Regions from separate parts of the Homo sapiens genome. Here region 2 is linked to region 1. A link is a contact called in ENCODE Hi-C or POLR2A ChIA-PET data. All regions are on one chromosome and are shown on one strand. Each heading gives the region's core, a stretch centred on a gene start or an enhancer-like site at or near the end of the contact. The rest is flanking DNA. Distances are from core to core; before and after follow the strand shown. Region 1 holds the start of MAP7D3 (MAP7 domain containing 3). Region 2 holds the start of INTS6L-AS1 (INTS6L antisense RNA 1).

Evidence for each region. A loop is a pair of places that touch in the nucleus more often than their neighbours do. ChIA-PET counts read pairs that join two places held with the same protein, here RNA polymerase II (POLR2A). Pooled maps may share reads with other maps.
Region 2: a map of naive thymus-derived CD4-positive, alpha-beta T cell shows a loop between it and region 1 (11-fold over the local background). The contact joins the promoter of INTS6L-AS1 here to the promoter of MAP7D3 in region 1. A Hi-C loop is called at or near these places in 2 of 168 maps with a recorded cell type or tissue (endothelial cell of umbilical vein and naive thymus-derived CD4-positive, alpha-beta T cell), 1 of 37 single-sample maps with no recorded cell type and 11 of 50 pooled maps. POLR2A ChIA-PET finds 5 or more read pairs at or near these places in 1 of 52 experiments (activated CD4-positive, alpha-beta T cell).

What each region holds. Positions count from the first base shown.
Region 1 is chrX:136,249,249-136,254,722 of GRCh38, forward strand. It overlaps MAP7D3 (MAP7 domain containing 3), which reads right to left and starts at 2,152. Exons shown (of 19, transcript NM_024597.4): 1 at 2,041-2,152. The coding sequence starts at 2,110. RefSeq lists a silencer at 1,869-2,258.
Region 2 is chrX:135,518,636-135,524,109 of GRCh38, forward strand. It overlaps INTS6L-AS1 (INTS6L antisense RNA 1), which reads right to left and starts at 2,039. Exons shown (of 2, transcript NR_046740.1): 1 at 1,932-2,039; 2 at 1,448-1,737. It overlaps INTS6L (integrator complex subunit 6 like), which reads left to right and starts at 2,025. Exons shown (of 18, transcript NM_001351601.3): 1 at 2,025-2,468; 2 at 2,606-2,683. The coding sequence starts at 2,358. RefSeq lists enhancers at 2,179-2,258, 2,289-2,348 and silencers at 2,599-2,868, 2,929-3,128.

The DNA.
Region 1 (5,474 bases), core at 902-3,401:
TGATAATCTAGCTGTCAATCTCCGTAGCTTTTTCTGCATTGGTAGAAATTATTCTTTGAAAAAGTTATTCTAAACTGAGAAACACTGGTGAATTTAGAAAAACAAGAAGGGAAAGGTGATACGTCAGTGGCAAGTTTCTTATGCTCATCTGGTTGAAATATTCAAATAAATTTTTATTTTAAAACAATTCTGCATAAAAATATAAACACGTGTTTTGTTAAATATTTGGTATGCTACAACCTCAGCACAGTGCTATGCACAGAAAACATCACTCAACAAATATATATTTACACTTTATATGTAACACATATATATATACATGTATCTATTGCATGCATACATAAATGTATAAAATAAATGTATTTTGACTGTGCTATGCATTTATATGTTATGTATTCAAGACAGTTTTAACTCTTGCTGCCAGACTGCCAGCAGAAGATGAAAACAACATTTTAGCAAAAACATCTGTCTCCTTGACCCCTTCAGGAAAACGCTGAGATCTAAAGGGCAGTTCTGGTCAAGTTGGTGCTCTGTGAAAAAAGTCTAACATGCGATATTTACAATTCCTAACATGAAGTGGGCAGCAAGGTTTTAAACCAGGGTCCTAGGTTAAGACTTTTACATGGCTCTTAAGTTTTTGGTTTGAAATGCTGTGAATTCCAGTATCTGTCCCATATATAATTTTAAAACACTTTCCAACATCTGATATACAAATGCTTTTAGGGGTTTATCCGGTTCACAGCTTCTTCACCATATTGGAGTAATGCTGGTTAATCTAAATCACTGAAATAAACCAGTGCCTGAGAGCCACAGGTACCAATAAGCAACACAATTTATTGGAGACTGTCTTTCTAGGTGAACCATAAGTATAGACACGGAAGGAAGATTCTTTTCTCCCTAATGAATGGTGAAAGTGTATGTAGTATATGCTTCTGACACAGTCTTTGGAGAGCTGATTCAAAGTCTTCTCAAGTAACATATAGCTTCCCAATCGTAAACAATCTAACTTTTTAATTGCAAATGCAAAAAAACCCCTAAGAAATTCAATTAAAATTAATAAAATCGTTTTATTCGCGCTCATAGCAGAGGGAACTAGTCTAACAGGCTAAAAGCAACCTCCTGAAAGGAAGAAATCCTATCTCAGGTAGTGGAGCAGTCTCCTGGACCAAGCAATGTGCTGTCAAATTGTATAAGATTAACGGTTTTCGAGGAGGGAAAAACGTTTTGGCGATGGGACTAGTTGAGGAAAAAGCACTCTGAAGTGCTGATTCCCGTTCAGTTCAGCCTAGAGACTGCAAGATGTCCCACAGAAGATGACATCTTGTTGAAGTCATGTGCTACAGCAGGCAAATCAGGAGATGCAAAGAGCCAAGTTTCATCCCAACTTTTAAAGCAACTTTTAAGCATCCCCACCCTCACCCAGCTTCCTCCCTGGACCTTGACCGGGAGGGTGCAGGAGGTAAGCCTTTGGGAGAGGCAAGGACTGCGACAGTAAAAGCGCCTAAACTCGCCCACGACCCGGGCTGGGGGATAACTCAAACTTTCCGTGCCTGGAAAGGCTGCCTGGCGGCGGAGGCGGCGCCGGCGCGCGGAGTCCCTGCGGGCGCCCGCACATCCCAGGCAGCTGTGCGTTCGTTGGGGCGGTTGCGCGGGCGGCCACCGCCCCCCAAGGGCAGATGGGGCACGGGGCGGTCCGCGGGGTCCGGCTTCCAGCCGCCCCCGCCCCGCCCGTCGAAGCAGAGCCCGTGAGTTGCCTCGCGCCGCGTCCGCGGGGCTCAGACCGTTGGCAGCGGCAGTTCGACCGTTGGCGGCGGGACTCAGGCGGCTCGCGGCGTCGGCTGACAATTTCAACCCCCCGCCCCCGCCCCTGTCCCATCCCAGGGCACTCCGGCGGGGGTGAGGGGAGGACCAGATAGCACGAGGCGACTCCAGGGAAAAGTTTTGTGGCGCCCGCTGCGCCGCTCCGACGGCCCGGGGACTGCGGGAACCCTGCCTCCCACGCGGGCCCGAACCACCCCCGGGAGCCACCCGCCCGCTCACCCATCCGTGCCCGCAGCTCTCTCAAGGATGGGCTGCCGCCAGCGCCAGCTGCGGCGCCGTCCGCCATCATCGGAGTCGGGACCGGAGGCGGTGGTGGCTCTCCGCATACATTGCGCAGGCGTCGGCGCGGCCTCCGCTTGGGTCGTGGCCGGGCTGCCGGTGGGCGGGGCGGGGCGGGGCGGGGCGGGGCGGGGCCCGAAGGGCCACCGCGCCCGCCTCGGACCTGCGAACCGGGCAGGATTGCCCCTTGCGTCCCACGTCCTGACCGGCTGGGCAGCGACTACCTGGTCTAAAGAAACCCTCTCCTATGTTCCGTGCTCTGCCCCTACTGCATTGTGAGGACTAGCCAATCAGCACCCAGCTTGGCCCCCCCAACATTCCTTTCTTCACCTTTACCTAGCAACACAGTAACATTCCTTCCTCATTCATTCATTCATTTAAAGAACATTTACGGCGTGCCTCCTGGGTGCGCTTGTATCATGAGTTTACTAGTCCTTGAAACATTACACAAAGAAAGACCCAAGTTGGGGGAAGAAGCCTAGGGAGAGGTTGGGAGTCGCAGGCTTGCTTTGAGGTGCTAGGGGCCCCATCATGAGTAGGCTTCCCTAAACTGTTGCACAATAAATCATGACACATAGGTCTCAAAGTTGGGTGAAATATCTTTAAGATGTTTGTGAGTCTTCAAAGAGAGGCAGAGGACTTATTGGCATCAATCTCTCCGGATTTTGGGAGAGACTCTACCAGGTTGCAGAATGTTTTTCCCATTCACAAGGAAAACCGTCATTGGCCTGAGGCTCCTTTAAGGGGCAGACCTCACTTCATGGGGGCTTGCCCTTATGAGGTGGAGTCACCACTGTTGTGAGTGTGTGTGTAGTGACATAGTTGTAGGCACGCAGTTTATGGTTGGGGCCATTAAGTGTGGTGCAGGAGATCCCAAAATGGGGCTGGACCACTTGTGAGATGGGCACTTTGGCGAGACCACTGAGTCTCCAAATGACATGGGAGCTGTAAAATGGAAGAAGCTAATAATAGCATATATTACATATGTTAGCAATGATAGCATAAGTTACATATATTAATATATAATATATATAATATGTAATATGGGGCAGGCACGGTGGCTCATGCCTGTAATCCTAGCATTTTGGGAGGCTGAGGTGGGTGGATCATTTGAGGTCAGGAGTTCGAGACTAGCCTGGCCAACATGGTGAAACTCCGACTCTACTAAAAATACAAAAATTAGCCGGGCATGGTGGTGGGTGCCTGTAATCCCAGCTACTTGGGAGGCTGAGGCAGGAGAATCGCTTGAACCCGGGAGGTGGAGTTTGCAGTGAGCCATGATAGCACCACTGCACTCCAGCCTGGGTGACAGAGCGAGACTCTGTCTCAAAAAAAAAAAAAAAAAAAAAAAGAAAAGAAAAGAAAAAGAAAAAAAAGACATTACGTTGCACCTACAATTTTAACAAAAATTAAAACGTGGTCAATAAGTGTTTGCGATGATGTAGATTAATACAAGTGGGGGGCCAGGCACGGTGGTTCACACCTGTAATCCCAGCCCCAGCACTTTGGGAGGCCCAGGCAGGTGGATAACCTGAAGTCAGGAGTTCAAGATCAGCCTGGCCAGCATGGGGAAACCCCGTCTCTAGTAAAAATACAAAAATTAGCTGGGCGTCGTGGCGGGCCCCTGTAATCCCAGCTGCTCGGGAGGCTGAGGCAGGAGAATCGCTTGAACCCGGGAGGTGGAGGTTGCAGTGAGCCGAGAGCTGCCACTGCACTCCAGCCTGGGCAACAGAGCGAGACTCTGTCTCGAAGAAAAAAAAAACTAGTGGCAAAAATAAACAGTTTGGCATTATAACTCCCGAAGCTCTGCTTCTAAGTAAATACAGAGACCAATGCTTTGCATGATATCCAGGATGGTAGCCATTCATGATTATTAATACGACACACATATGATTAGGGTGCCCACAAAACACACACACATACACAAACACAAGTTCAGCTTTCATGACCTTATCTGGAACTCCGCAAACAGAAAATTTAGCAAAACACATCAGCTTTGTAGTTTCTTGCAAAAATGTTGAACCCAAATCTAATAATGAAGAAACATTCAGACAGAGATAGAGACTGTGATATAGTCCACAAAATAACTGGCCCCAATGCTTCAAAATATTAGTGTCATGAAAGACTAACAACAAAAATCAGAGAAGTGTTCCAGATCACAGGAGGCTAAAGAGACCACATGCAATGTATGATCCTTGATTACAACCCTAATTTTTAAAAGAAGCTTGAAAGGGCATACGTTACTGGCATAATTAGAAAATTTGAATATGAACTGTATGGTACATGATATTGTATCAAGGTCAAATTTCTTGGGTGTGGGAATGATGTTGTAGTCACCTAGGAAAATGCACTTCTTCTTAAGAAATAAATAGTCACGCCTGTAATCCCAGCACTTTGGGAGGCTGAGGCCGGCACATTGCTTGAGCTCAGGAGTTCCAGACCAGCCTGGCCCAACATGGCGAAACACCATCTCTAGAAAAAAATAAAAACACAAGACAAAAACCCAAAAATTACCTGGGTGTAGTGGCACATGCCTGTAATTCCAGCTACTCGGGAGGCTAAGGCAAGAGAATCGCTTGAACCCAGGAGGCGGAGGTTGCAGTGAGCTGAGATTGCCTGCTGCACTCCAGCCTGGGAGACAGAATGAGACTTTGTCTCACGAACACAAAAAAAGACATAAATATTGAAGAATGTAGGGGTAAAGATTTGAGGTTTTTCCAAATAAGAAGTTAGATAATTTTTTCTTTATTTTTTGAGATGGAGTCTCACTCTATCACCCAGGCTGGAGTGCAGTGGTACAGTCCTGGCTCACTGCAACCTCCGCCTCCTGGGTTCAAGCGATTCTCCTGCCTCAGCCTCCCAAGTAGCAGGAATTACAGACCTGCACCCCCACGCCCGGCTAATTTTTGTATTTTTAGTAGAGACGGGGTTTTGCCATGTTGACCAGTCTAGTCTCCAACTCCTGAGGTCAAGTGATTCACCCTCCTTGGCATCCCAGAGTGCTGGGATTACAGATGTGAACCACTGCGCCCAGCCGAGTTTTTTTCAATCTAGAAGTTTGTCTTCAACTTATTTGTAAACACTGTCACTTTGAAAAATAAAATTTGATTGGGAATTACACATGGGGAGGCACCCTACTAGTCTTTTCAGTGTTTAGAGCCTCTAAAGGCCTCAGTCCAGCCAGGGTGTAGGAGGAAGAGGGGAGATAAGACATCCAGGAATAACCACATACAGGTGGCATGAGTAGGATTTAGGCGAGTAACTGAAACGGCTTCCAAGGGCTAAGGGATGAGAAATCAGTCCTGTTTGGAGTGATCAGAGAAGTCTTTGTGGAAGAATTAGCACTTATTCTGGGCCTGAGATGGGGACTGTGG
Region 2 (5,474 bases), core at 789-3,288, 730 kb before region 1:
AAAACTAACACACTGCCCCCAACAGTCCTATATTTTTTGTACCCTAGCCCATGTAGGCATTGCCCTTCTACACTGACATTTGTATCGGAATGGAAATGGGGGCTTCTAGTATCTTTTTCATCCTTATTTCTTCATTAATTCCCTACTTTCCACCAGAATGGCCTGAAATGCACCATACATAGTACTATCTTTGGCTGAGTTTTTGTTCATATCATTCCTTCCAACCCAGATTCCCTCTCTTCCCTTTTTGTGCCTTGTTCGTGAAATCCTATGAATTTCTAGACTGGACCATTGTTTCCATAGCACTTTTTAACTTGCATCCTTGTTTGTCCCTGATTCATATACTGCCATATGACTTCTTTTAAAATCGTATTTCTCTGAGAATGTTATTGAATGTGCATATATAATATATGAAACATATACACAGAACATACATATATATATAGAGAGAGAGAGAGAGAGAGAGAGTGTATATAAAATATATAAAATACTTTTTTGAGATGTTATCTCATTCTGTTGCCCAGGCTGGAGTGCAGTGGTGTGATCTCAGTTCACTGCAACCTCCGTCTCCTGGGTTGAAGTGATTCTCCTGCCTCAGCCTCCCAAGTAGCTGGGACTACAGGCGCCTGCTCCCATGCCCGGCTAATTTTTGTATTTTTAGTAGAGACGGGGGTTTCACCATGTTGGCCAGGCTGGTCTCAAACTCCTGCCCTCAAATGATCCACCCACCTCGGCCTCCCAAAGTGCTGGAATTACAGGCATGAGCCACTGCGCCTGGCCAAAATATATAAAATATTATGTATGTATATGTCATCATCTCTCCTCAATGAAACTGCAAACTCATTGAAGTCCTGGATTCCACATTGTCAATAGTAATTGCCAGGAATACACAAGTCCAATTTTTAAAATTGTGTCATATGAAGTAGTCAATCAAGTGTGGTTGGCCACTTACTGAGTCTCTTCACAGAGCCAGACCTGAGAGTATCCGTAATTGTTACCCTAACCTCAGGGAGCTGCATTTTCCTCTACTGAAAATTGAATACAATGCCATCTGCCATAATTAATTCAAAGATTAAACAAGGCTACCGTGGGTGCCTGGCTCTTCATAGGCACTCAATAAATGTGAGTTGAGAGCCTGCCCCTGTGGTCCCAGCTACTTGAGAGGCTGAGATGGGAGGATCGCTTAAGCCCAGGAGCTGGACGCTGCAGGCAGCTATGATGGGGCCACTGCACTCCAGCCTGGGCGATCAAGCGAGATCCTCTTTATTTATTTATAAAAATAAATAAATAAATAAATATGTGAGTTGAATCACAATCTAGGTTTGCAAACCTCCATGTGTAAAGGCTGCGCAGAGGGAACAGTGGTGGAATTATCACAGGCAGGCCAATGTTTCAAAGAGCTTAGTGAAACTGAAGAAGCTTGTGCATACAAAAGGCCAGTTTAGGTAACTGTAACTGTGTTTAAGCTTTAGTTTCCTTTCTAAGTAGATATATGTGGAATGCAAGGCCAGCAACCAACTCACAAATACTGATCAAGACGGGGGAGGGATCTAAAGGAATGTGAGTACGTCCTGCCAGGAAAGAAGTTTGCTGCTTCTGAAATATTTTCGTCTTCGCCACTGGCAGGATTGATCGATTGCAGTTAGCGAAGAATTTTCTGTGCAAACTGTCCAAGCATCTGCTTCTGTACTTCTGTACAACTGTTGCTCAAATTCACTCTTCTTTTCGAATCACCATCTTTGAAGAGAGACAGAAAAATCCATTTAAACCACCCGAACTAATCATTCGAACTGCTTCCAAGTCCTTTAAAGGAGAATCCTAGCGAGGGTCCGTAACACTTCCCCTTACCCTCTGCCTGGGTTCAAACTTCAACTCCCAGGGTTCGCCCAAGTCCCTCCCCTAGTCCTGTCATCTAATGAATATGCAAATACCACATAATTGGCAGCCAATGGCATGGGTTCTGGTCACATGGTGCCGATGGTAGGTGAGCAGACAGAAGTTGTCAGTGAACAGAGACGGCGCTCAGTCTGGGGCGAGCGCTCTAGTGAGCGCGGACGGATGCTTAGGCAGTAGTCCTGGCAGCGGCAGTAGTGGTGGCAGCAGAAGAGAGGAAGGGGGAGGGCCCCGAGGGCTACACACGCTCACACTTTCAAGTTCCCTTGGAGGGAGAGGAGGTGGGGCTGCAGAAAGAGGAGGCCAGGAGCGGTCCCATCCGTCCCGTCCCGTCCCGTCTCCCCCTCTTCCTCTTGCTCCTTGCTCCCCGGCTCTGCGAGAGTTGAGGGTTCAGGTGGCCGTACGCGGCAGTGAGGGCAAGAGGGCCGGGAGAGTGGGGAGCGGAGGCAGGAGTGCGGGGGAAGATGCCCATCCTGCTGTTCCTCATAGACACGTCCGCCTCTATGAACCAGCGCACTGACCTGGGCACCTCTTATTTGGACATTGCCAAAGGCGCTGTGGAGTTATTCTTGAAGGTAAAGGGAGGGGAGGGGAGAGATGGGGAGAGCTCCCGAGGGATTTCAGGGTGTGGATTGAGGTGCTTCTGTAACGTTTGTATCGCCCTCCCCCCTCCTTTCCTACGCGACCCCCTCCGTCATCCCTTGCCCCGCAGCTGCGCGCCCGGGACCCGGCCAGCCGTGGAGACAGGTACATGCTGGTCACCTACGACGAACCCCCGTACTGCATCAAGGTAAAGGGGCTACGGGTGGGGGGACAGGCGGGAAGCGGGAGCAAGTCGGCGGGGGCTGCTTACCCCCCTGCCCCCGCCTAAGGCGGTCCTGCGTCGCCCGGCGGGGCGGGCGGCGAGGGGGTGCGCAGAGGGCGGGCGGAGTGGTGCCGTCGGCGGCTTCGGAGTAGCTGTCGCGCCTGGGGTCGGGGAGAGGGGACCGGGGAGGAGCAGCCCCGGGGAGAAACCGCAGGAGGGCCGAGCTCGTGGCGCGACAACCGCAGCCGCCTCGGAACATGGCGGACATTTTGCTTTTGTATGAGCCTGCGAGAGGGAGACTGAGGGCGCTGCTGAGATGGAAAGGAGGGAGGGGAGGGAGGAGCGGGGAAGGAGGGCCCGAAACCCGGAGGGAGGCTGCGAGGCGGGCCCGCCCCTTCGAGGCGCACCGCGCGAGGGTCGCCGCGCGGGGGGCCGGACGGAGCCTGCGACTCCGCCCCGAGGTCCTGCCGGCCGGGCGCGCGGGCTTTCCCGGAGCCTGGGCTCCTCCTCTGGCCCCTCCTTCCTCCCCCGGTCTTCCTCCCCCTCCTTGGGCTCTTCGCTGCATCTCCTCCTTCTCCCCCTCTTCCTCCTGGTCCCCTCCCCTTCCTGCTGAGAGCGTGGCAGAGCCAGCCGCCGGCCTTCAAAGACTAGACAACCGCCTTTGCACTCGTTGGCCTCTCACCACCCCCGCGCAATCGGAAATCTGTCCGCGACGCCAGTCTCCCCACCCCCAGACCCGGAGAAAGTCTTTGCGTTTCTGCTCCGGAATTGGCCAGGTTCAGCCCCGCTCTCAGTTACCTTAGCTACTGTTACTGTTTCATTGGAAATTCCAGCGAAGCAACGACACGGAGGGGGACGTGCCAAGTGCGAACCCACAGGGGCAGAGCTTTTTAGGGATCCGCTCTACCTATTTACATCATAAATTAGGTTTGTGCTAGCCACGTAGGAATTAATCCAGGGACAAGAAAGAAAGGAAGGGGAGGACTCAAATGTGAGCATTTGTAATAGTCAAGTTCGATGATTTGATTCTGACCTACAGGAGAAAAGTAGGGAGGACGGTCTCTGTGGGGTAATTTATGTTCCTATGGTGAGGAGATAAAGAACTGCTGCTTTGCCTGCAGTGGCCAGATAAAATGGAATTTAAACTGTTAAATCAACCTGCATAAGAGTCCTGCTTGCATATTGAAATTTTAAAAATACTACCACAATCCTTGACGTCTTTTGTTAGGCTTTTTCTTTTTTCCTCAGAATAATCGTAATAGTGCTAGGGAGACGCAGTCTGGATGTGTTGTGATCCGTTTCTGTAGAGTGAGGTGTTTTAATGAATGGAACCTACCAAGCTGAATAGTTGGCCAAAGAGTGTTCCTTCAAGCATAAGGAAACCAAAGAGAAACTAATTTTGTAACTCGTAGCTTCGGTTAACTGTTTAATTAGTAGGTTCCCCTTAAAACTGTTCTTTTTTCGATAATTTGTTTTCAGTTTGTGATTCTATCCATTTAGAAAAGTGGAACAAGTAGACATCTTTCAAAATGCCGTAAGCTTTTTAAAAATGTCAGTTTTCCCAAAAGGATGTGATCATTTTTTTCCACATAGAAAAGGAGATGTTTATACATCCTAGGTCTGAATGTCTACACTCTTCGACTGCTAATACAGATAAGAACCGACCATTTGTAGTGTGGCCATTTGAAGACATGCTCCTTAATTCGAAGTAGTAAAAAAGATAAACCACAAAGCAGTGTGCCTTCTTTTCCTTAAAGGAACAACTTATTGGCCGGGTGCGGTGGCTCAGGCCTGTAATCCTAGCACTTTGGGAGGTCGAGATGGGCGGATTGCCTGAGCTCAGGAGTTTGAGACCAGCCTGGGCAACATGGTGAAACCCCGTCTTTACTAAAATACAAAAAAACAAAACAAAAAAAAAAACGGCCGGATGTGGTGGCGGGCGCCTGTAATCCCAGCTACGCGGGAGGCTGAGGCGTGAGAATTGCTTGAACCCGGGAGTCGGAGGTTGCAGTGAGCCAAGACCATGCCACTGCACTCCAGCCTGGGCAAGAAAGTGAAACTCTGTCGTCAAAAAAAAAAAAAAAAAAAAAAAAAGGAACAACCTATTTATCATTTTTCCATATGCCAAGAAGGATTGTTTAAAGATAGTTTTCCATCTGTAAAACTTATCAAAACAGTATTTACAGAAACTTGGGAAAGGAAATAAACCTCATTCTTAACAACCATCATTACATCTTTTAACCTAGCATTGTGATTACAGTGCACATATTACTTTGTATTCTGCTTTTTCTACCGATTTTTATCCAATGAATTATTCCAGGTCGCCACATAGCCTTCATACTTAAAATTTTTAATGGCTGTGTAATTTATCCATGCTATTTTAAAGGCTCCAGATAGTTCTATAGAACGGACAGGAAAAGTTGGATTTTGTTTTTAGTGGAAATTTCATCAGATAGCTCTTTTTATCCTGCCATCTTATATACTACATTTTTTTCCTAAAGCAAAAAGCACGTTTCCAAGTTGAGTTTGATTTTTTTTCCTTATGTAGGTCAGATATATGGGAAGATACTTTTTGTAATATGTTTAATTATTAATCGTTGGTTATCTTCTTCTTAGCCTATCTTTCCAAAGTTTTTCATTTTACTCTTAGGTGATAACTACATGTTCTAGAAAAAGGTTAATGATCTTAATGATGTTCTTGTCATTTTGCTTTCTATACCTGAATTAATAATATGCCATATTTTGGTAGCATTTTCTTTTTCCGAGTCTCTCTTCA